Regions from separate parts of the Homo sapiens genome. Here region 2 is linked to region 1. The links are chromatin loops, found by intact Hi-C in ENCODE. Cell type or tissue: heart right ventricle. All regions are shown on one strand. Links, peaks and the distances in the headings refer to the core of each region. The heading gives the core; the rest is flanking DNA. Region 1 overlaps SPTLC3 (serine palmitoyltransferase long chain base subunit 3). Region 2 holds the start of LOC107985384 (a long non-coding RNA gene).

Region 1 (11,985 bases), core at 1,589-9,588:
ACCAGAGCATTCTTAAACAATGGGATTGTGGAATTTCATGCAACTCTAAACTTGTTCTGCTCTCACAGACTGTCCTCTGCTTCATGTCCTCTCCTTACACCTTAACAATACTCTTCTGCCTGTTGGAGAGGAGGAGGTTCTATTTTTTAGCAGTACCAATGGAAGTGGACATCCTTTGTTATTTAAGCCAACTATAAATGAATCAGAATTCTGGGCCCTTGGATTTTTTAATTCTCTGTAGGAAAAAATACCTAAGATATACTTAAACCTACTCAGACCATCATAATAAACTTTTAAGCCTGTGTAAATAGGCTTGACCATTAACTCCAAAGCTATTCATTATTATTCTCTCTCCATTTCCCACAAAGCCAGAATGAATACCTGAGAAGACTAAATAGAAGGAAAGTTCTGCAAGGGAGCAAAATCAGAACACCGAAAGTCTATTTCCTAAAAAAACAGGAAAAGACTCAGAAGTGCATTTTTAGTGATGCTAAATTCAAAACTGGGTACTAGAGCCAGGCCTGGTGGCTCATATCTGTAAGCCCAACTACTCGGTTAGCTAAGATGAAAGGCTCACTTAAGGCCAGGAGTTCAAGACCAGCCTGGGCAACATAGCAAGACCTCATTTCTTAAACAATAACAACAACAACAAAAAAAACACCTGAGTACCAGAATCTTTTATCACCATAGATTAGTTCTTCTATAATAGTACATGTGGATAATAGCTGAGTCATAACTACTCTATCATTTATTCAGCTTTCACTGGTATTAAGTTCTTAGCTAACTGGTTCATTTAATTTTAACAGCAACCCAGATACAGAGTTCTTTTCATTATCCTCATTTTATTAAAGAGAAAACTAATCCTCAAAGTGATTATATGACCTGCCTAAGGTCAGGCAAATGATAAATCACAGGGGTCAAAATGCAGACCCAAGTCTGTTGCTTTTGTCTTGGTTTGCTTCCCCCAGCAGCAGACCTTGAGACACGGATGTAATCACAAGTCACTTATTCAGAAAGTGATGCCAGGAAGCACCAGTAGGTGAGCAGGGCACAGGAAGCACCAGTAGGTGACCAGGGCACAGGAAGGCAGCCAACATGGTGCATTGTCAAGCAAGTGACCAGAGTGGACAACAGGACCTCGATTCTACTAGGAAACTCTGGGTGCCAGGATAGATAACTCACTGTTATCCCTACCTGTGGGCTGAGGGAGCTGAAGTATTTACCCACAAATTCCCATTTGTGACTGATTGAAGGCTGCTCCCTAATCAGGCTATGTTCCCACAGCCAGAAAAAGAGCTCTTAGGCAAAGAATGGCCTGTGTTTGCATGAAGAAGCTGGGCTGAGAGGGTATAGGCAGGATGTGCACAGCACTTGTTAACACTCTTAACCACTAGCTGAGTCCAGCTATTTGCTGCCAGGCCATATGTAGGAGTCAGAAAGCTATGGTCCCTTGTGTAAAACTCAGTCCAGTGTGATGGCTAATGGAGCCCTATCCTGTTAGTAGCCTCAATTTCAATTCAGAATGCTGAAGTTTGGCCTCTGCATTCTTGCTCGCTGAGTATTAAAAAGATCTCTTTGCATTTTCTACTGTGGGCAGCTTCAGGGACATAGCCAACCCTCAGGCTGCCCTTGTGCTATCCAGCCATTCTCCAGCCATTTCACGGCCTCAGCTACAGAGTCAGCTGCAACCAGGAACCAACACATTTGTTCTCCATGGTGTTTCTGGTGCATTTTGAGGAAATGAGCAAATAATGAAATTATTTTTCCCCAATATTTCTCAGGCTTTCATATGCACACGAGGTACTTGGGGGCTCTTGTTAAAATGCAGACTCTGAGTGAGCAGGTCTGGGTGGGGGCCTGAGATCCTGCATTCTGACAAGCTCCTGGGTGCCGCTGCTGCTACTGCTGCTGCTGCTGTCATGCAGAACCACACTCAGAGCAGCGAGACTGCAGGCAACCTCGGTCCTCAAGTGAGTCACTAAGACTTTCTTAAGCTAGCCTCGGAGAAAAGCTGTTTCTTCAGCTTAGAGAGTTGTCATGAGGTCAGAGGTCCAGGCAGGTCAAGAATTTGGAGTAGTTTAAAAGAAAAAGTGGAAAGGAAGAACCAAAACTCTGCCTACTAAAGACCAAGAGGAGGAAGAAAAAGAAGGCCAGTGTTTGCCAGAAAACTCTGAGCACTACCTAGTCTGCAGAACAAGGGCTCGAGAGGTTGTTTAAGTAAAAAGTTAAACCCGTAAACATGGCTTAGACTACTTTGCAAGCCATGATCTTTTATATTTCAATGTCCAACTTGGATTTCTAAACTAGGTTGCTTAATAAAGCCAGCAATTGCCTCCCTATCTTTTAATGATAATTAAAAGGTATTGAGCCTTCATTGTAATGAGCCATTTACATTCACCAACTCATTTTAGCCTCATAACTACAAAATGAATCACCTGCTACTCTTATCTCCTTTTTGACAGATGAAGAAGAAACATCTATAAAGTGGTGAAGTGACTTAGATACACAGAGCTAGTAAGAGTCAGAGCTGGTAAACCTAGGAAGTCTGACTCCAGAGTCTCCGTTTTTAAGCATGACACGCTACCTCCTTTCCTGGCCTTTTCTACCCTCTGTTTGCCCCTGGATGGCAGAGTGATGAATGTAATACTTGGTAGCCTCCATCTCCCGTACACCTCTCCCAGGGCCAAGGCAGTTTTGGTTAGGTAGATGCTGCCAGCACCCACCTGACTGAGAATCCTAACCACTGGGCTCCTACACTGTTCCCTGAATCATGTCTCACCTTGGTGCATTGAGCCCCCTCATTTAGAGATCCCATCTCAGTACTTTGTCTCATTCCACAATCTCCTTCCTGAGGATCAGAATCCTATGCATTACATCAAGCCCAGAGCCCAAGCCTATTGGACACCCTGTCCCTGGTTTCTAGGTTCTGCCTGTCCTTCATCTCATGCCTACAGAGTCAAAAGTTGCTGCAATTACCCCCTCCCCCTGCAGGGTAAACAGGCCCTGTCCCTAGCACCTGCCTCATCCATAAGCCCAACCCAGGTCACCTGCTCTCAGCTGTCTTTTGCACTCTTCCAAGAAGATCCCTTTGCTTCTTTCAACTGCCTAAGGCTGTGCGACATCTATCCACATGTTTAAAGAGCCATCCAGAAAACCTGAGCCAAAGTCCTTGCACAATCTGCTTTATAAAACTTAAAGGCACCAGATTTTCAGTCAAAAATGCCCTCTGTGATCTCATGGAGAACAGACCCCATAAATGTGACTTTCAAAAAATAATTGTTTTGCTTGACAAAATTGGTCATTGTGATTTTGTTTCCGCCGAAAGGCTAAAAAAGGGGGACAGTCCTCCCCACCACCATCTTAAAAGTAAGAATAATTTCTTTGTCATCATTCATAGCTATTTAAATACCCGCTACTTACTATTTCACATTTGGGCTGAATCTTGAAGGATGAAACTGCATGTCCAAAGGAATAAGAGGAGTGGATATAGAGATGGGGGGTAAGGGACTAGGAACAGTAAAAAGTGACATTCATTCATCATCCATCCATCTTTTCATTTACAAAATATGAGTGCCGCTGATAGGCAGACACAAAAATATTTTTGCTGAGCAACCCAGAGAGTAGGGAACCAAAGGGTGTCTCTAAATGCAGATGAAAGTAGTTTTTGTGGGGTCATGGATGACAAAGAATAAACCACCAACCACACCAGGAGCATATGGAAAGTGGAGGCTGAGTTTCAGCCCCAATCTCGCATTCCTGGATCCATAGGAGAGGGAGCAGGGGCACTGAGAAATGGGCAGTGAGTGAAGATCTCACAGTAGATCTAGGCCTTTGGAAAACCCACAGCTGCACAAGAGAAGAGAAAGGAGGAAGCCCTGATGTATGCAACAGTGTTGCCATTTGACAGTGAAATAAGAGGAAAGCTAAATGTCTGGGTTTTTTCTTCCGGAAGACACACTATGAACTATGCCCTACCTTCTTGGAAGATTCTGGGTCCCTTGCTGCCTTGTGCTTTCTTTTCACAAAACTGCATCTTCAGCTTTTCCAGATCCAGGAGGCTTGCTATTATTAGGGTTTTGAATGTAAGAACAGGCACAGGCTCAGGCTGGCTAAGAGCATTTGTCACCTAAGCCTGATTGTAGCTTTGGACACATAGTTGGATTATTCCAAGTATTTAGTAATTCAGTAATCCAGTTAACTATGCTGGCAAAAGGCTAGGACTGTTTTGCACTAGGCACCAGAACATGGTCTCCACATTTTCATTTCTTATAGCTAGATATTTATAACCATCTGATAGGGTTTGGCTGTGTCCCCACCCAAATCTCATCTTGAATTGTAGCTCCCATAATTCCCATGTGTTGTGAGAGGGACCCAGTGGGAGATAATTGAATTATGGGGGCGGTTCCCCCTATACTGTTCTCGTGGTAGTGAATAAGTCTCACGAGATCTAATGGTGTTATAAAGGTTTTCCCCTTTCACTTGGCTCCCACTCTCTCGTCTGCCATCACGTAAGATGTGCCTTTCCCCTTCCGCCATGATTGTGAGGCTTCCCCAGCCACGTGGAGCTGTAAGTCCATTAAACCTCATTTTCTTTATAAATTACCCAGTCTCAGGTATGTCTTTATCAGTAGCGTGAAAATGGACTAATACACCACCAAACCAGCTCAATCCTTTTAGTCCTCTACAAACCAAAAGAAACCTCCTTAGTGAGTCAAATTTTGTGCTGAGTAACACCAAGGCATTATTAATGCTCAAATAGTGGTCATTTTAAGTCCGTGGTGTGTCATTGTGACTCAAGAACCACACTGTACCATAGCACCGTGTGTGTGTGCCTAGATGGTGTCAAAATTATACTTTTATTTTAATTTCCGTATCTCAGAATTTTCTTATTAAATCAACAAGAACAGGTTTGTTTGGAGGGCTTTTGTTTGGGGAACTTTTTTTAACAAAACTTCTGGCATTGTTTTTTTCATCTGCAAAAAACAAAAACCTAACAGTCCTTCCCTACTTCTCAGAGGTGTCATGGGGATTAACATAATGCAAGTGTAAGTGCCTTAATAAGCATCATTATTTTAAAAAAAATCCCTTGCAGATGTAAGCATGCAGCTTGCTGAAACGGTAGAATCCCATAAGGCCTACAGAACATAAATCACAATCCCTTAAATCTGCGGGTTTGTAACCCACGCACTGTAGCCTTGTAGAACGACAGAGAACCAGAGAGGAACATGCCAGGGGCTAAGGTGGGGCCAGAATCCAGGCCGAGCGCAGTCTTCCCTTTTCCTGTGTAGCTTCTGTGATTCTAAGAGGTCGGAGAGTTCATCCCCTGCAGGAGGAAAAAAAAAATGGCTAATTGATTTTCCTTCTGCTCAAGAATCCTGGTGTGTTGACCCTGGGGGGCTGTGAACTCCACCAAAAGCCACTCCCATGGCTATCTCCATTCAAGTCAAACACAACGAAGTCCCTGACTTGGAAAAGACTGGGATTCCTCTTGCTTCCCTCCGCAAAATGTATAAAACACAGCGCGGCCACCGAAAGTCTTGTTTTCATGTCTTGCGTGTTATTTTTAAAAATGGAGAAAAGCTTCTCTTTAGGACTCGTGGTGTTCATTTTAAAATTCTGGATTAATCCATCGTGTTTATGTGACCTTTTTGGTGCAAAAACAACACAGTGGCCTCTGAATTTACATATTTTTTCCAAATCTTAGAATATTCATTTTAAAATGACTACTAATTTAGTTCACTTGGGTTTAGTTTTTATTCCAGTGTCGTCGGAGCCACATTTACCATCTATCATTTCTGCACAAAAACTTATAAATTCCAAGTCCCAAAGGGAAAACATTCTTAACAGGAATGCTTTTATTCACCATCTCTTTATTCCATTCAGAGGATTTGGTTATAGAAGATGAATAATAGTATAAAATATTATAGACATAATAAATAAAAGATTATAGGAAAGGAAGACTGGTTCTCCAAGTCGCAAGGTTTTCTTCAATATTTTAGGAACTCTGCCTAAAGCAAAAGTGAAAAGAAGATACCCAAATAGGTGAAAGTTTATTAACTGAAAATTTCAAAACAAGAAAGCCGCTTTTTGTTTCCTTGGCTGCCATCTAGTGGTTAATAATGTACGCTAAAACACGCTCTTGGGAACGTTCAAAAAATATCTATCTGCTCGTTTTAAAACAAAACAAAAGATACCATCAATTTTTGAAAATATATTGCAGGTAGGAGATATTTATCTTTTCTAATAATTCTTATTTCTATCCACAAGTGGCATTTCCTTGCCTGTCTCCTAGTCTACGTTCTTTCTCCAGGAAAAGAACATTGATGCAATTATTAGGTAATGATTGAGCCTAGTACTGTGTACTAAGACTAGGGCGAGAAGGATGAGGACGAGGTCCCTGACTTCATGGAAGAGAGACATGAAAGCAAAAAACGAACATCGCGATGAGTGCTTAAAAAATAATAGACAAGTCGGGAGGGACACCAAGGAGGAAGCCCTTAACTCTGTTCTGTATTATTGACGAGAAGAGTTTGGGTTAAGACTTCAGTGATGAGTGAGCATTCTCCAGACAGACAAGAGGAAAAAAAGCATGGAGGAGAATCAGGAGGCTGTGTGTTGGGGGATGTTGACAAACTATGTCAGAAAGACAGGCAGAGGCTATATCAGGAAGGGCCATTCGAGATTGTATTAGGCAACTATTACTGGAACAAACCTCAGTTGCCAATAATAATCAGCAAGTATTTCTCACTGGAGGCTGCAGGTGAGCTGGGGTAACCGTGCCCTACGTGCCATTAATCCTCTCCCAGGGCCAACCTGAGACCAGGGGGCTAGCCTGGGCATTTTCTTTTCCTGTCACTAGCAGAAGCACAAGAGAAAGAGTAGAAATGCATAAGACCTCTTCAGATCTAGGTTTGGAACTAGCAAACTGTCTCTTCTCTGTATTCCGTTAGCCAAAGCAAGTCACTTGGCTGAACCCAAGCCAAGGGGCAGGGAAACGTTCTCCACTGGTGAGAGGAAAGGACTGCAAAGTCACAGAAGAAGGAACTCAAATGAGGTGGAAAATGGGCCAGTAATGTAGTCTGCAGCAAGTTCCATCTTGGAAATGGGTTTGAGGTTCCCATATTTGTCTAAAAAATGGTAAGAAAAACATTATATCGATCAAAGTAGAGGTCTCGCTTTGCGTTATGGGTTCCAGACCCCAGGGATACTGAGCATACAAACGTCTGGGCCCTGACCCACACCAACTGATTCAAAATCTCTGAGTAGAAATTTCGAGAATCTGCATTTTAACTGGTTACCCAGATGATTATTTCTATTCATCCTGAAGGTTGAGAACCACTGGAAGATTAATGAGAAAATAGAAAAAAAAGTCAAGGAGAAAACATAAAAGGAAAATGGGTTAAAAGAGGAAATAGTGCTCACAAAGAATACTAGAAATAGTGGGAAAAGGAATAAGAAAAACTAATGAAAAATGGTGTCCAGATGGCAGAGGGAAGAAGCTTAAAAGATAAGTGTGTGTTGAATTGTGTCAAATGCTGCCCACGGTCAAGTAGAACAAGAACTGAAGAAAGCTCTGTAAATTTGTCAATTAGGTAATATTATGTGAAAAGAACACAATAGTGATGCCAGGATATCAGGAGGCCTGTTTTGCAGATAAAAAGAGAAAAAAACAAAGAAAAGGAAAGTGGCATGAAATAAAACAAAGATCCACCATTCTTCCAATTCTTCTTTCACGGGTCCTTACGATCTTGGTGAAATTGATTAATTCCACATTTAAACTGACAAAGCACCTAAAGAGTTAGTTTCTGGCTAGTGATTAAAGAAAGGAAAGGAAAATGACCTTTTTTTTTTTTTTGTATCTGTTGGTTCTGATAACATGCCAGATATTATTGGTAGCATACAGGTAGCATACTATATCTAATACCTAAGGCTTTATATATTTGAATAAAGAATTATTCCCTTAATTCTTCATTATTTCATTATATATTTCCTTTATTTTTTCATTATTTATGTGATGTTTTCTTAAGGATGTTAAAGGAAGTCAAATAGTGTATTAACACTACTGTTTGGATTTCCAAGAGATCTTGCTAGTATGCAGCATCTTATTCATGTCACATGCTTTTTCTGAATTTCAGGACCCGATACCCAGTCTCTAGTGGGTGGATGCTGAGGACAGCTTGGAAGGTGCCATGCTAACAGGGGCCTCTCAGAGATGAGGTTCTGATATTGCACTATCAAATTCTGACTTGTCCTATCCCACTCCAAGTCATAGGAAGTCACCTTTATTTAAATGTGGTTTGCTTAAATGTACTTGATAATTAAAAAGAAACACACACACACAAATATATTCACAACTCTATTTCAAAGAACTATCTTGTGGCCTCATTGAATGTGGCAGAGTTGCAGTGTGGAAAAGTTAATGCAGCCACTAATGCATTCACTCAGCTTTGGGGGAAGCCCTAAAACAGATCTGAGCACAGACTGGAGACTCAAAGACAAAGTTGAAGGGCTCTCCATTGAGACCAAGAACTGCAGCTAATTTGAGCCTAGACCAGTGAGTGATAAGCCAATGCACATACGCTTCTTGAGAGCTTTGTCTGTAGTGGTCAAAACCAGTACTGACTATGCAGCTTTAGATTTATCTTTTTTTTTCACTTTGAGACAGAGTCTCGTTCTGTCACCCAGGCTGAAGTGCAGTGGTGTGATCTCGGCTCACTGCAACATCCGTCTCCTGGGTTCAAGCAATTCTCCTGTCTCAGCCTCCCAAGTAGCTGGGATTAGAGGTGCCTACCACCATACCCACTTAATTTTTTGTATTTTTAGTAGAGACTGGGTTTCACCATGTTGGTCCCGAACTCCTGACCTCAAAGATTTAGCTTTGCTAGATGTCACCTTTTGTGAGCATTTTAAATGGTGTTTCTAATGCCTGGTGAACATTGCATAACAGTCAAGCCAGCAGTTAAGTAGCATCTCCATCTTTTAAAATTAAGATTGGATTCTGGACCTAAGTATTTCAGTTTCATCTTCTCAAAAAAGGGAAAGCTTAGGAAATGCAAAAAATACACAGTACAAATATAATCAGTCTAAAAAATATGCCCATAAACCTCGGCCATTTTTTTCTTGCTAGGCTTAAATGTTAAAAACAAAATAATACACACACATGTACATATATACCAAACAGCTAGGTTGGTAGGCAAGTTCTTCTAAATGACCTCTCAACCCAAGCCCAGTCATCAACCTCTGATAGCAGATAAATGAATTGTCACTATTGATTATATTTGACATTAGAAGTTAACAAGATTATTCTGCCAGACATTCATCCTCCCTTGTTCTACATCACCATTTCATTTGAGAAGAAGGGACAATGGCTTTCACATAAGGCAGCAAAGGGTAGTGTTACAAATGTGGATTACAGTACAGACTACATGGGTTCAAATCCTGATTCTGTTGCTTATGATAGACCTCAGGCAGTTTACTCAACTCCTCTGTGTCTCAGTTTCCTGAACCACAGAATGGAAATGCTACTAGTACTTCCTCCAGATGGTTCTTATGAGGATTAAATGAGGTATGACAAAAACTGAGCTTAGAAGGGTGCCTGGCACACAGATAGGGCTCAATAACTGTGAGCTATTATTGTGTTCAGAGATCCCCAAATATTTTGAAAAAGAGGCTTAATTGTCCCACTGCTTTAAAGTTTTGAAACTTCTAAGACTGGGGGATGTCAGAAATCAAGGCTCAAAGTGTAGGAAGTGAGATCCGTGCAAACTCAGCTAAACTCTAACATGCTCATGTCTACACGATTGATGAGTGGTATTAATTATGTCTCTCAGAGTTCATTTCAGCCTGCAACAAAGCTTAGACCTAAGAGATGCATTTAACGTAGAATTTCAATCTCTCTAAGGCAGGCGGGGAGAGCCTTTAAGAGCCTAGGAAACCATGCCCCACTGGTGAGAGTTTACTCTGCCTACTTGTACAAATCCAACTATTTGTCTTGTCAGAGTTAAGTTCTACTGAAAAATAGACCTCTGTCTCTCTCTCCCTAAGGGTTCTCTGATTCTGAATTTGTTCTCTGAAAGTTTAGGTCTGAGTGTGAACATAAAACATCTGGAAAAAGAAAGTGGAAAAGGAAAAGTAAACCCTTTCATGACTCAATTTTTTTTTTTGGTATTATTTAAAGACACACAAAGCCTAGAGAAGCTCCTGAGAGATGCTGTCATCTATGGCCAGCCTCGAACCCGCAGAGCTTGGAAAAAGATTCTCATCCTGGTGGAGGGTGTCTACAGGTATGTAAATAACAGGACACATTTTACGACTCGGAGGCCTGCAGCAAGCTGACCAGTGCGGAAAGGCTCACCTTTCCTAGCTAAACAGAGAAATGACTTAGAATTGGTTATATGACACAGGGACCTGAGACAGAGCCACCAATGGGAGCTGTCAGACGTGGGTTATCTGTCTTTTTGATGACTCTATATATGGCACAGCAGCTTGGAGGCTGGCCGGCTTGTGAAGGCTTCCTCAGAAATATCCTCTCAAGGCATTGCTAACTTGAGTTGATCTTTCCACTACCTTTGACTGCCCCAGAGTTTCAAAGGCGTTTCGCAGCTGGGTTATTCAAGATCAAAACACTCCTTGCCTTTATGACTGGTAGAAATTGTTGATGGGTGGCCCGGATGCCCCTACCTGGACAGCACGCCCAACCCCCAGCTGCTTGCTGAACTTTGTTAGTGATTGCCATCAATACAAAAGATCTGCCTGTTTTCCCCAAGGTAGGAGTAACCTGGGGTGCAATTCTTGTTCCAGAGCCAGCGGGTAGGAATGGGCTGATGTCTAGTCCATAAGCCAAGGAGACATTATTTCAGAGTGCCCAATCCTGAATCAATTCTCAAACAATCCTGACGTTAGGCAAATTGAGGGGGATATCTCCTATAATGATAGAAAAGTGAAAAATATTAAAAGGAAGGAAGTGAAGGCTGTTCAACTTTAAGACAAGGAGGAGTGTGGCTACAAAGGAGACTTGAGGATAGACATAGGATTTCTTTCAGCCCGCTAATCTCATTAGTCCCTGAGTGCACATTTTTTCTGCTGCATGAGTGGATAATGAGCAGCAGCAGAAGTGTGCCTTTATTCCTTTTAAGAAAAAAAAAGTGAATTCTCCCAACTCTAAAATAATAATAATAAGAAGCTTGGTTTCATTTTATTTTTAACATTTTTAACTCCAGTACTTCTGCCCCCATGGTTAGGGTTCTGGATGTTCCCAGTCCTACTGTGGGAAATGCAAAGTTTGCATTTCCAGTTTCTACCAGCTCACTTTCTGCATCACCTACCATTACCTCCTCCAGCCAGCCCAGAGAGTATGTACTGTTGATGAAGTCTTTGGGAGCACTCTAGACATAGTAGTTCTCCAGGGTGAGCTTGTCCTTGCCCCAGCCTAGGCACATTTGGCGATTTTCAGTCATTATAACTGCAGTAGTGTGTGACTGGCATATGGTGGACAGAGGCCAGGGATGCTGCCAAGCATCCTACGATGCATGGGACAGCCCCTACAACACAGAGTTATCTAGCTCAAAATGTCGATAGTGCTAAGGCTGAGAAAACCTGTTCTGGTATAACTGACAACTCGTAGGCCTTAACTTGCAATTTTAAGAAATAATCTCATATTGACTCTGGGCTGTCATAACCTCAAGCATGGATCTTTTTCCCTGTGTGATTTGTGCCTGCTGCCAGCCTGGGAGGGGAGCAAATAGCCCTTATCTAAACACCTGTCATTCAGGCCTAGATTCGTGGGAACACAGATCAGCTGAGAGAGAGCAGACTGGGCATCTCCTTTAAGCAGAGTAAACAAAACCCAACTGCAAATAAATAGAACTTGGCTCCAGTAAATGAAAGTTAGGTCTTAACCATTTTGATCATGGCTGAAATTAAGTAGACAACTGGCATTTTACTGGCAAATATTCCCATCAGCTACACAGAGAAACAACTCCAGCA
Region 2 (11,985 bases), core at 1,337-9,336, 1.4 Mb before region 1:
CCTACTTTAATTGACCTTGGACAACAGAAGTCACTTCACTTGTGGGCAGATAGGGAGGGAGGTAAGTCGGTAAGCAGGGTATTTATCCACTCCCTGGGAATGGTCTGCAGCTCATGATTTCAGCCCCTGACATTAGGTACAAATTGGCTATCCTTGACCTCAAGGTGGGAATTACTCGGTGGTACAATTCATACTCCAGAAATCTCCCTGAGATCAGGCGTGAAGTTAGGCTAACCTACTTACTTAACCCATTTTCCTGCCTCACCCTACTGAATTCACATCCCTTGCCCATGTTTCCACTTAAGAGAACCCCACTCTTACCCTCATCTCAATAAATCACCTGCATGAGAATCCTCACCTCCAGCTCCAGGATCAAAGAAACTTAAACCAAGGAAGCTCTATCCCAAGGGTCTTTGCATTTTTATATTGAACCTGTTCCTTTCTCTGTCTCTCCATATGCAGTCAGCTCTACTCGTAGAATCTAGATCAGAAAGACAAACCTGGCTTTGCCTTCGCTAAGTTACTTTTTCATCTGCTACCACTCCTGTCTCATGAAGGGAAGAGAAAGAAAACTTCAAGCTGCATCCTCTACCAACCACCCCAAAGAAAAGAAATAAAGAGATAGAGACTTCTCAGCCATTGCCCAGAGATAATTTCAGAGCTTACAGAGAAAACCTTAAGGAAAATCGTTTTTGAAGCCCTGGACATTTGTCCATCCCTTTAGTAGGGGTCATTCTCATGAATGTGGTTTTAAAAGGTTTTTTTTGGATTCCATCATCTCTCCATCTATTATCGTCCTTTGTCCTGGGCCAGCTGTGCTGTGATTGGCAGATTTACCCGTGCAAAATTCAGTTCCCTTTACAACTCTTTCCCTTTTCACCATGCTTATTTTTTCTAAATTCCTTCTTTTTCCACGCTCATCCATGAGATGGATGGTTGCTTTTTATCTGGGCAGTTCTTCTGAAAACAAAGCCTTCAAAGGATGTGAATCAAAATGTCTCTATGTTGGAGAAAAAATAAAAAAGAAATATCCTTTTGAATCAAAGACCTAAAAATTTCTTGGTAATATTTTTTAAATTTATGCTAATTTCTTCCCTCCCCCATACTTTATTTCCATCACAAAAATATTTTTTTTTTGCTGATGATTTAATTATCATTGTATCACAGTCCCTTAATAGATAGATGTTCTCCTTAAATTACTGTTTAATTCCTTAAGGTTTTACTCTTTAAATTCTTCCATTCTGTTCCTTTCACATAGTTTATGTAAGCATGTTTATCTTTTTCTTATATTCAGTTCCTGATTTATAGTTCTCAAACTCTTTTAGAAAACTTATATAAAATATAAATATAAAAAATAAAAGATTAGAAAAAATTATCTAAAACCCACTGTTTTATGGAGTTTCCTTTGATCCCACTAGTCTGTCTTCTTTTTGATTTTATAAAGGACAGAGATTTTGGTAAGCTCTTAAAGTCCTAAATAAACAGAAGGGTGATCAATTAGTAAGTCAAAATGAAATGATTGTCCCTGAACCCAGATTTGTTTGCACTGGGAATCATAGCCTCTTTCCAGTCTTCCTGCCGTGTTTCTATGCCATTTGACTCCTCTTGCTTTCTCGCATATTCCCAATGTGTCAAAAGGGCACTAGGTGAGTCAAACAGGAGTCAATCAAGAATCAAACATTTTCTGTAAAAGGCCACACAGTAAGAATTTTAGGTTTTGCTAGTCGTGTGGTCTCTGTCATGCTGCTCAATCCTGTGTTGGGGTATAAAAGCAGCTATAGACAATATGTAAACAAATGGGGCTGTTTGTATTCCAATAAAACTTTATTTACAAAAGTAGGCCATAGGTTGGATTTAGACAATGGGCCATAGTTTGCTGACTCTTGAGTTAAAGATAAGAGGACTCTGATATCTAAAGATACATATATTTGGGCTGCTATAGTTATGAATAGAGATCTTAGAGGTACAAAGAGACAGAAATGCAAAAGAAAGGTCTCAAAATTTATCCATTAATTTAATATTATTGTTTAAGGGAATTCTCTAAATGGAAGTAATTTTGTCTTTGTATATTTTCTTTTCTGTGGTCTGTTAATATTTGAGGCAAGATTTCTGTTTTAAAGAAAACATTTGGTACATTCATACTAAGGCAAGAATGGCTAATTAATTTATTATCTTTCCCAAAGTCATTTGCAATTTAACAGAGGCTAAGCCTGCTTTCTATAATCTAGGTCAGTGAATGGGGAGGGAACTAATATTTGTTTGGCACTTACTAGGTTCCAGTTCCTGAATGTCAATCATGTCTTTTTTTTTTTCTTTTTTTTTTTTGAGACGGAGTCTTGCTCTGTCATGCATGCTGGAGTGCAGTGGCACCATCTCGGCTCACTGCAACCTCTGCGTCTCGGATTCCAGCAATTCTCCTGCCTCAGCCCCACCGAGTAGCTGGGACTTACAGGCGTGCGCCACCACACCTGTCTAATTTTTTTGTATTTTTAGTAGAGATGAGGCTTCACCATGTTAGCCAGGCTGGTCTCGAACTCATGACCTCAGGCAATCTGCCCGCCTCGGCCTCCCAAATTGCTGGGATTACAGGCGTGAGCCACTGCACCCAGCCCATGTCATCTTTTTATTCCTCTCAGTAACCCTGTGAGATACAAAATACTATGATGTCAACTTCAAAGATATGGAAACTGAGACTTAGAGTAATTGAGTAACTTGGTCAGAAACAACTAGCTGAAAAGTTGCAGAACTGAAGCTCAATCCTAATACTCTCTTTTTCCAAAATCTGTTCCATACCCTTCAATGGTCCTACCTTATTTTGCAGTGGATCCAAAAGACCCTGAGGTCCCAGTCTCCTTGGAGAATCTGCTGCAAGCTACAGGTTAAAAAAAAAAAATCCTATGAGTTTTGTACACAATTTCAGGAGCTTCACTGAAGTGTGCATGAAATATCAAAGGCTACACAAATCCCTCCAGGTCCCATTTCCAGAGATATATTTCTCCTGAGCATTTCTTTAGAAGCTTGGAATCACATCACATGCCAGCTGCCTATGGACCCTTAGACTCAGCACTTCATTCCAGGTGGCCTTGAGATGCCAGATCAGCCCTGCAGTTATGTTCAATGGAGAAAAGGAGAATGATAGAGGGCAAATCACTTTTAAAAATTAGCTTTTTTGAATGTTTTTGCATTTATTGTGCATTTCCCATGTGCCAGGCAGTGGTTTCAAGTTTTAGATGCATGCCCAGGAGGTAGATATATGATTATCCCAGTTTATGGAGGAGGGTATTTTTTTAGTCTGTTCTCATGCTGCAATAAAGAAATGCCTGAGACTGGCGAAACTGGGTAATTTATAAAGAAAAGAGGTTAAATTGACTCACAGTTCTGCATGGCTGGAGAGGCGTCAGGAAACTTACAATCATGGTGGAAGATGAAGCGAAAGCAGGCACCTTCCTCACAAGGCGAAAGGAGAGAGAGTGAGTGCAAGCAGAGGAAATGCCAGATGCTTATAAAACCATCAGATCTCCTGAGAACTCACTCACCATCACGAGAACAGCATGGGGGAAACCGTCCCCATGATCCAATCATTTCCCACTGGGTCCTTCCTATGACACATGGGGATTATGGGGATTACAATTCAAGATGAGATTTGGGTGGGGACACAGTCAAACCATATCAGATATTATGATACATTACAGAGGCAAGATAACTTGCCTTAAATCACACCCCTGGCAAAGAAAAGACCCAAACCAGGGAAGTTTATTCTCTAGGGCATCAGTTCTTATCCACCTTTACTGCCAGCAAGCCTTCCATAGACCTGTATGTGAAGACAGGTCTCTGTGTCCTACATAGAAACAACTGGAAACCTCTGTGTTGAATATTTATACCTTAAAGCTCCTGGTATTTGTGCTATATACATTGTCGTCATTAAAAATGTGAAGGTAAATATTTATAAACAGCTGTTAAGGAAACTAGACTTCTGGGGAGAAATATTAAACTCAAATTGCTGCTTAGAGGTTTTCTTTTAAAAATATGAATATGCAGACTGACTCTAAATATAAACCTTTTTCCTATTGTAATTCTACCTTTCATAGCCCAGCTAAAAATCTGCTAGAATTCAGCAATAGGTCCCCAGGAAAATGACTGCTTTGAAAATGTTTGGCTGAAATCAGATACTACTTCTCACCTACTACAATGGCTAAAGCAAACAAGACTAGCAATACCAATACTGTAATTGGAGGAGATGTGGAGCAGCTGGAACTCTCAAATACTGCTGTGATGGAATGATAAATGGTGCAAACCTTTTGCTAAATTGTTTGGCAGTTCCCAATAATGTTAAATTCGTTCACCTACCCTATGACCCATCAATTTCACTCCCAGGTATTTATCCAAGAGAACTGAAAAGATACATCCATCCAGATAAATCTAAAAGAATATTCATTGCAACTTTACTCATAAGAGCCACAAACCAATATACAGCCCAAATGTCTATCAACAGATGAATGCATAAACAAATGGCGGTATAACCATATCATGGAATGTTACTCACCAATAAAATGAAACAAACTACATATAGATGCTCTCGATATATGTTCCTACATGGGTGATCTTCAAAAACATCATTCTAAGCAAACAAAGCCAGAAAATGACTACATACTGTGTAGTTTCATTAATATGACATTAGAAAATGCAAACTAATCTGTAATGACAGAAGGCAGATCCATCAGAGGTGTCCTTTGATGAGAGGAAGATTGAAACAAAGGGCACGAGGGAATCTGCTGCAGTGATGAACAAGTTCTTTTTTTTTTTTTTTTTAGAGACAGAGTCTTATTCTGTCACCCAGGCTGGAGTGCAGTGGTGCAATCACGGCTCACGGCTCACTGCAACCTCCGTCTCCCATGTTCAACCGATTCTCCTGCTTCAGCTTCCCAAGTAGCTGGGACTTACAGGCATGTGCCACCATACCGAGCTAATTTTTGTATTTTTTTTTAGTAGAGATGGGGTTTCACTATATATTGGTCAGGCTGGTCTTGAACTCCTGACCTCAGGTGATCCGCCTGCCTCGTCCTCCCAAAGTGCTGGGATTACAGGCGTGAGCCACCATGCCCGGCCTAAGTTCTGTTTCTTGATGGGTGGTGGGTTCCATGGGTGTACATACTTGTCAAAATCCATAGATCAGTATACTTAAAAATCTGCATTTTATTGTATGTAAATTATACTTAAAAAGTAGCAGTACTGGAAGAAACACAAAAACAGTTTTTCGATGAATGCCTATCTTCATCCTTGGGAGGCTCAGCTGTGGGCCTGGCTTCCTATGTCACAGCCTTCCCTGCATGTTTACGGACCATGGCAGGTTCTTCTGCTGGCCCCCTCTGGTACTCAGAGGGGTTCAGGCAGGAAACAGATGCTTTTGAATACTTACTGCCCCACTTTTCGTGCTCTTTGAAGGACGCAAGAAAAAGGAGTCAATCTTTACATGCTTCCCAATTACAAAAAGTAGCTAGGATGGCAACAATCTGTCTTGACTTCCCCTGTGTTTACATCCTCCAACCCAGACCTGAGAAATGACTGTGAAATTCTGACCAAGACTCACTGTTTTGGCAGCTTCCTTTTCCTTTATTTGCTCCCCATCCAAAATTCTCCTCCCTCTTAGGGATGTCTAATTTATACAATTTGTCTAGCAGGTATGGTACTGGTTTAGGCTACATTTGGGAATTCCAGCTGGGGCTGGGAGGAAGTGAAAGAGGAGGACGGTTCCCAGAAGGCGCATAACAGGCATTTTCAGTGGGGGCTTTCCTTCTGCCACTCCGATAAGCCCCTCGAGTTCCTGCCTCCTCCCTAGGAAAGGGTAAGCAAGACAGAAGAAAAGGTCAACAACCACAACCTAGACAGTGAAAATGTCTCTGCCAATTTCGCTGGGGCCCTCCAGGGCTAGTAACCCTCCAACCCACTTAATGAATTTAGAGACACATTAGATTCATTTACATAACAATATTTTAAAGACCACACGATTGCTTTGGAAAATTGTCTTATTTTTTTTTCCTTCCTCAAACTGAACTGCAGAGTTACAAATACCCTCCCAGAGAGCCTCAGAGGAGGCAAACTTGGCAGAGGAGAGAACGGAGAAAAATCCATCCCTTGCAAATGCCAAGCGGAAGAACAATCCCGTTAGGCGGCCAGTTGATGCTTAACTGCGGGACTGGGGGCTCGGGCAGGGATCTTAAACATCATTTCGCGTAGGGAAACAGGCACTCTCCTCTCCCGGAAGACAAGGCTGCGCGTAGGTTTATCTCGGCCTCCTGGAGGACCTGTAGTTTTTGGGAGAGCAGCTGCGAGGGGACAGAATGCTTCGCTGTGGTGGTTCCGCCGCGGGCTCCGCTGCCAGGAGGCCGGCGTGCGCGCAGCTCTGCGGCGGGGCAGGCTGCCAGGGCCCGGGGAGCAGCGGCAGTCTTCCTTGGAGGAGCACCTGTTCTTCCTCTCCCTGCGCCGGAAACGTGCCACCTTCCCCCACCCCATGCTGCTTTCCCCTGCGTGGCTCCATTTTGTCTTTCCTGATGGCAGATACCCCCGCGGCCTTCCTCTCGAACACTTGCGGGGCGCTGGGGGAGGGGACGGCCACGTCAGGCGCATCCCTTTTCCCAACACCCCAAGGTAGCAGCAGCAGCAGGTGCTGTGACATTATGACAAACACTCAGGTCCCCCGTGACTGGATGCGTCACACACTATGTCTAACAGTCGCTGACATCTCATCAATCACGGCCTTGATTATGCTGCTGGGGTCCCTGGGCTCAACTTTGGGCTCTGAACAGAATTTACTGCAAACTGAACATCCTTATTTCCAACGTAGGCAAGCCCGTCTTGTTTATAATGGCATAATCCAGCTGGAAGATCACACTGGCACACTCAAATTGGCCCATCTTTTCTCTTGTCAATATTGCAATTAGGTGCACATCCGGCATCAGAAATTGCTGGGACCTTTTTCTCTCCTGCACTCTCCCACCGTTTATTACAACTGAAGGACACATTTTGTTGTCCCTGAGAGTGATGTATTTGAGGAAAGGCTATGACTCAGTGTATGACAATTAAAGAGGAAAGGACATTGGTAATGATTAACTAGCTTGTCTACATGATGTGAGGCTGTTTGTCAACTAACATTGATTGAGCCAGTAGTCTGTGACCAGCCATGTGTGAGACTCTACTGGGAAACACAGGTAGGAAAAAAATGATTATTGCCCAGGAGAGCCTCAAAATCTAGTTGATAGGATAATTGTGCAAATGTTTACGTAGGAAAATATTGACCACTCTTCTTTGCCTAGTAATAAAGACAGCCGAGAGCCTGACCACAGTGCATGGATCTTCTGCTTTCCTAGATTGGTTCACTCCCTTTCCCCAGAATATTCCCCTGTGTTTTCTTCCTTTAGAAATAGGCTGATGGCATTGTTCTAACTTGAGGCCCCACCCCTCATGTATTTCTCTAAATCAAGGTCAGCAAGCTTTTTATATACAAGATCAAATAGTAAATAGTTAAAACTTCGTGGACCCAGAGGCAAAATGGAGCAACTGATATTGCTAAAAGATTAATAACCTTTTTTTACACTTTACATTTAAGAATGAAGAAAACACTCTTTAGTTTATACACCATACAGAAAAAAGTAGTGGGCTGGATTTGGCCCAAGGTGCACAATTTGCTGTTTCCTTATCTAAATCCTATTTGTCTTTTAAGATCCAGCTCAAACCCCAGGTGCTATGTGAAATATATTTGACACTCCCCATCCAAAATTCTCCTTGCTCTTAGGGATGTCTAATTTATACAATTTGTCTAGCAGGTAATCTCATATATTTATTCACCAGGTAGTATGGTAGGAGAAGGAAGAGTCTAAATTTTCAAATCAAACAATAATTTTCAAATTCTGATTTTGCAACTTACAGCTGAGTGGCATTCTGAAAACTACTTAAATTGTTTGATTCTTGATTTTCTTATCTGTTCAGTTGGTAAAATGTCATATTAATAATTTACACAGAATATTATTAAAAGAAAATACATCAAAAATGTTTATGTGTTAGGTGTTAGTTTTTAAAATTTCCTTACCTAGAACATCTAAAATTATTGACATAAAACATATACCTCCTTTACAGTGCAAAGATTTAATTTATCTAATCCACAGGGCTACGTGCATGAAATAAAATGATATGTTTGAAATGTTGTAAAACCTTAGTAAATATTATATTTATCTCTTCACAAATTATTTCTATATCCTCATCAGGAAAATGTCTTGTGTTAGATATTAAATTACATTTCTGATAAGGACAAATATACCTCATACACTTTAAGTCCTCCACAATGCTTAATTAAGACCTGGTATTTGGCAGGTGGTGAGAATTATTTGCTATTAATTTAAACGATATCCAAAATGCTTTTATACTAAAACTTTTCAAAAGAATGTTATCTGTTTATTTCTATCTGATTGCCCTACTCCTCAATCTAATTCAATCTGTCTTCTCTCCCCAGTACTCAATCAACTTCCACGTCTCTAAATCCAGTGAACATACGTCAGGGCTCATCTTACTTAACTTTTCACTTTTCATCAGCACTGGATTCAAACATTCCCTTTTTTTTGACAGCTGATCCCTTTGAATTTCATGACTGATAGATATGCTTCTTCCTAATTCTCTTCTGTCTCCATTCCTATCTCATTTGCATGATCACCCTCATTTGGAAATAATTCACCATCAGCATTTCTAAAGACACAGTCCTTGCTGTTGTCTCTCCATGCTTTCCATCCATGCCTGTGGTTTCAGATAACACCTACACACAGATTCATCACTAAATTTAATCTCTAGCCAAGAATTCTTCTGTAAGGTCTAGCTCACTCATGTCACTCAAAGACCCCTGAAAGTCAACGTGAGCAAGACTAAATCCAGGATCATGGTAACCACTCATCTCTATCACCCACTAGTTTTTCTTCGGAGTTTTCTATCTCAAAAAAAGGTGTCCCATTCTTCCCTTCAAACAGGCCAGAAACCTGGGAATTATTCTGAACACCTCCCTCTTCCTCATCCCAATAGGTAATCACCAAACTCTGCAGAGTTAGACTCTTAAATAACTCTTGAATTCCTTCCATTCCTTTTTTTTTCATGGTCAATGCCACCACCACAGATCTGATGCCTACAAACTGTGCTAGCTTACCTTCACTTCCTCTGAACCTCCCTGATCTGTCCTCTACTCCACAGACTGATGTTCTCACAATGCAAAAATCCAAATTGGATCACATGACCTTCACACTTATGAACTCCTACTTACGCTTTGTATCAATTTGTGTCAATCCTGAGGGACAGCTCCCCTTAACTCCAGCTTTTACAGCCTAATCTCAAACTGGTCCATCCTTCTTCTGAGTTGTTGTTTCAGCATGTAATTAATCACTCAGCAGAGTGATTATTTGGTAGTTTATCTCTTCTGCTAGGATCTTTGAGAGCATCTAATTGTGCCTGAGTCTACTGATGATTGAAACTCAAACGTGGCATGGTAGTTGGCAAATACCCACTCAATCAACATTTGTGCCATGAGTAAATGGATGGACACATTGGAAAGGATGGCTGGAAGAATTTGACCACCAAAACTCTCTGGTTTATATGAAGAGTCAACCATTAACCAGTTTTTTAAGTTGGAGTATTAATGTTTTTCTTTGAACAGTGGATTATTTTGGGACTTCTAACCTTCATTCATCAATTCACACAGTGTCTAAATGTTTTTTTGCAGATCATTTGGCCTATCATGTTATACAGTCAGTCCCTTTGGATGTAAGATGCAGAGACCCATCCAGGTGAACCCAAGTAATCAAAATTGATTATAAAAATAACATGGAAATAAAGAGCATAAAGCTTTTAGGAGTTTCTATCAAACCAGTCTACAAAATAACTGGGCCTCATGGGCACCAAAAGTTAAGGGCTATTTGGCATTAGATTACCTCATGCTCTTTCATTTATGTGAGACAGGTGCTATCTGAGACCCGATGCTCTGAAGGTGACTTCTACTCTAGTTACCAGTTGATTGTTCCAGCTATGTCCCTTGGCTGACATGCTTATTTATGGGACAGAATCTGATCATCCCAGGTGGCAAACGGTTGGCCTGTTCAGATAGCCATCACTCAGCCAAAGGACTGCGGCCATTGAATCAAGTCTGTATAAGCCAAAGGGAGTTTGGCTTATACAGACTTGTACTCTCTGCTTCCGTAGAGACACCTTGGGACTACTTATCCCAGAAGTAGTCCTTGCTTGTAGGGCTTCACTGAGATCTCTTCTTGGAAGCCAGAACATCTAACTCCAACATGCTTTTGATGTTGAATGCTAGATTCACACTTGTACCCTCCCCCGGAGAACTGCCCTTAGCTATTAGAAGTGAATTTCTTTGGAATGGTTGACTTAACAGCACAAGGCCCTTAATTCCACATTTGAAAAACTAGTATCTCACAAAAGCAAGAAGACAAGTCACAGATGGGGAGAAAAAATTTGTAAATGACATAACTGGTAAAGGACCATTATCCCAAATATACAACAAACTCTTAAAATTCAATAATTAAAAAAATGAACAACTTAATGAAAAAAAAATGGGCAAAAGATCTGAACATGTATCTCACCAAAGAATGTCTACAGAGGGCAAATAAGAATATAAAATGTTCAACATCATGTGTCAGTACAGATTGTAAACTAAAACAACAATGAGATATACCACTACATACCTATTAGAACAGCTAAAATCCAAAATGCTAACATCATATGCTGGTGAGGACGTAGAGCAACAGGAACTCTCATTTCTTGCTGATGGGAATGCAAAATGGCACAGCCATTTTGGAAGTCAATTTGGCAGTTTCTTAACAAAACTAAACATAGCCTTACCATATGATCTAGCAATCACGCTCCATGGTATTTATCCAAATGAACTGAAAACTTACATGCACACAAAAACCTGCAAATAGCTGTTTATAATAGGTTTATTCATAATTGCCAAAACTTGCAAACAACCAAAATGTCCTTCAGTAGGTGAATAGGTAAATAAACTATGGTACATCCACACATGGAGTATTATTCAGTGCTAAGAAGAAACGAGCTACCAAGCCATGAAAAGATATGGAGGAAACTTAAATGCATATTACTAACTGAAAAAGCCAATCTGAAAAGGCTACACACTATTTTTCTAACCATATGACATTCCTGGAAAGGACAACACCATAAAAACAATGAAAAGATCAGTGGTTGCCAGGGGTTGGGGAAAGAGAGAAATAAATACAGCTCAAACGACTTTTAGAGCAGAGAAAATATTCTGACTTTATAATGGTAGATACATGCCAGTGTGAACCCTAATGTAAACTATAAACTTTAGATGACAATGATGTGTTAATGTAGAGTCATCGATTGTAACAAAAGTACCACTGTGGTGTAGGATGTTGACAGTTGGGGAGGTTGTGCATGTGTGTACAGGGGTGTATATAGGAACTTTCTGTACTTTTTGTTCAATTTTGCTGGGAATCTAAAACTTCTCCTAAAAAATAAAATCTATTAAATAAAAACTCTAAGGCCATTCATTCTGGTGGGAACAGGCCAAGGTTAGACTTCACAGGAACCAACATCTTTTGTTTAGCTTTTTCACCTGCCTTATCCTAGCTCCCCCACTCATTTCCCTGAGGTCATTCTCTCAATAAATCACTCGAGAAAAAACACCCATCTCAGGCTCTACTTCTAAGGAATCAACCTCAGACAGAGCTGCAGGCCTGGTGTGCATTATTGCTGACCTGTTTAAAGCTTTTCTTCTACTTGAAGTAGTGGACCATGGCAGAGTGATTTTGTTGGAAGAAGAGAGAGTTAACAGACATCAGGAATATAGAAAAAATAGAAAAAAAAAATGGGCCTGGAGAGAGTTGAAAAGAAATCTCATCCGTGTTACCACCTATTTTGAAGATTTGTCTGGGTGCCAGCTTCTAATTCTTTGGGAGGGAA

What was found. A loop is a pair of places that touch in the nucleus more often than their neighbours do. Peaks named below come from ENCODE experiments on the same cell type or tissue, not always from the same donor. Only the 100,000 strongest peaks of a DNase experiment are listed, where the experiment ranks them.
Region 2: a loop joins it to region 1, with 5 times the contacts of the local background. A loop is called at or near these places in 26 of 110 quality-filtered maps.

What each region holds. Positions count from the first base shown.
Region 1 is chr20:13,099,935-13,111,919 of GRCh38, forward strand. It overlaps SPTLC3 (serine palmitoyltransferase long chain base subunit 3), which reads left to right. Exons shown (of 12, transcript NM_018327.4): 7 at 10,178-10,283. It also overlaps a transcript of TASP1 not described here. Among named protein-coding and RNA genes, the nearest start is that of SPTLC3, 97 kb to the left of the region's middle. In heart right ventricle, for the core only: a CTCF peak has its summit at 6,115 (motif pointing left); no DNase peak of the experiment used is centred there.
Region 2 is chr20:11,680,729-11,692,713 of GRCh38, forward strand. LOC107985384 (a long non-coding RNA gene) reads right to left here and starts at 6,638. Exons shown (of 1, transcript XR_004837567.2): 1 at 5,600-6,638. In heart right ventricle, for the core only: no CTCF peak of the experiment used is centred there; a DNase peak (open chromatin) is centred at 6,212; H3K4me3 peaks cover 873 bases; H3K27me3 peaks cover 1,773 bases.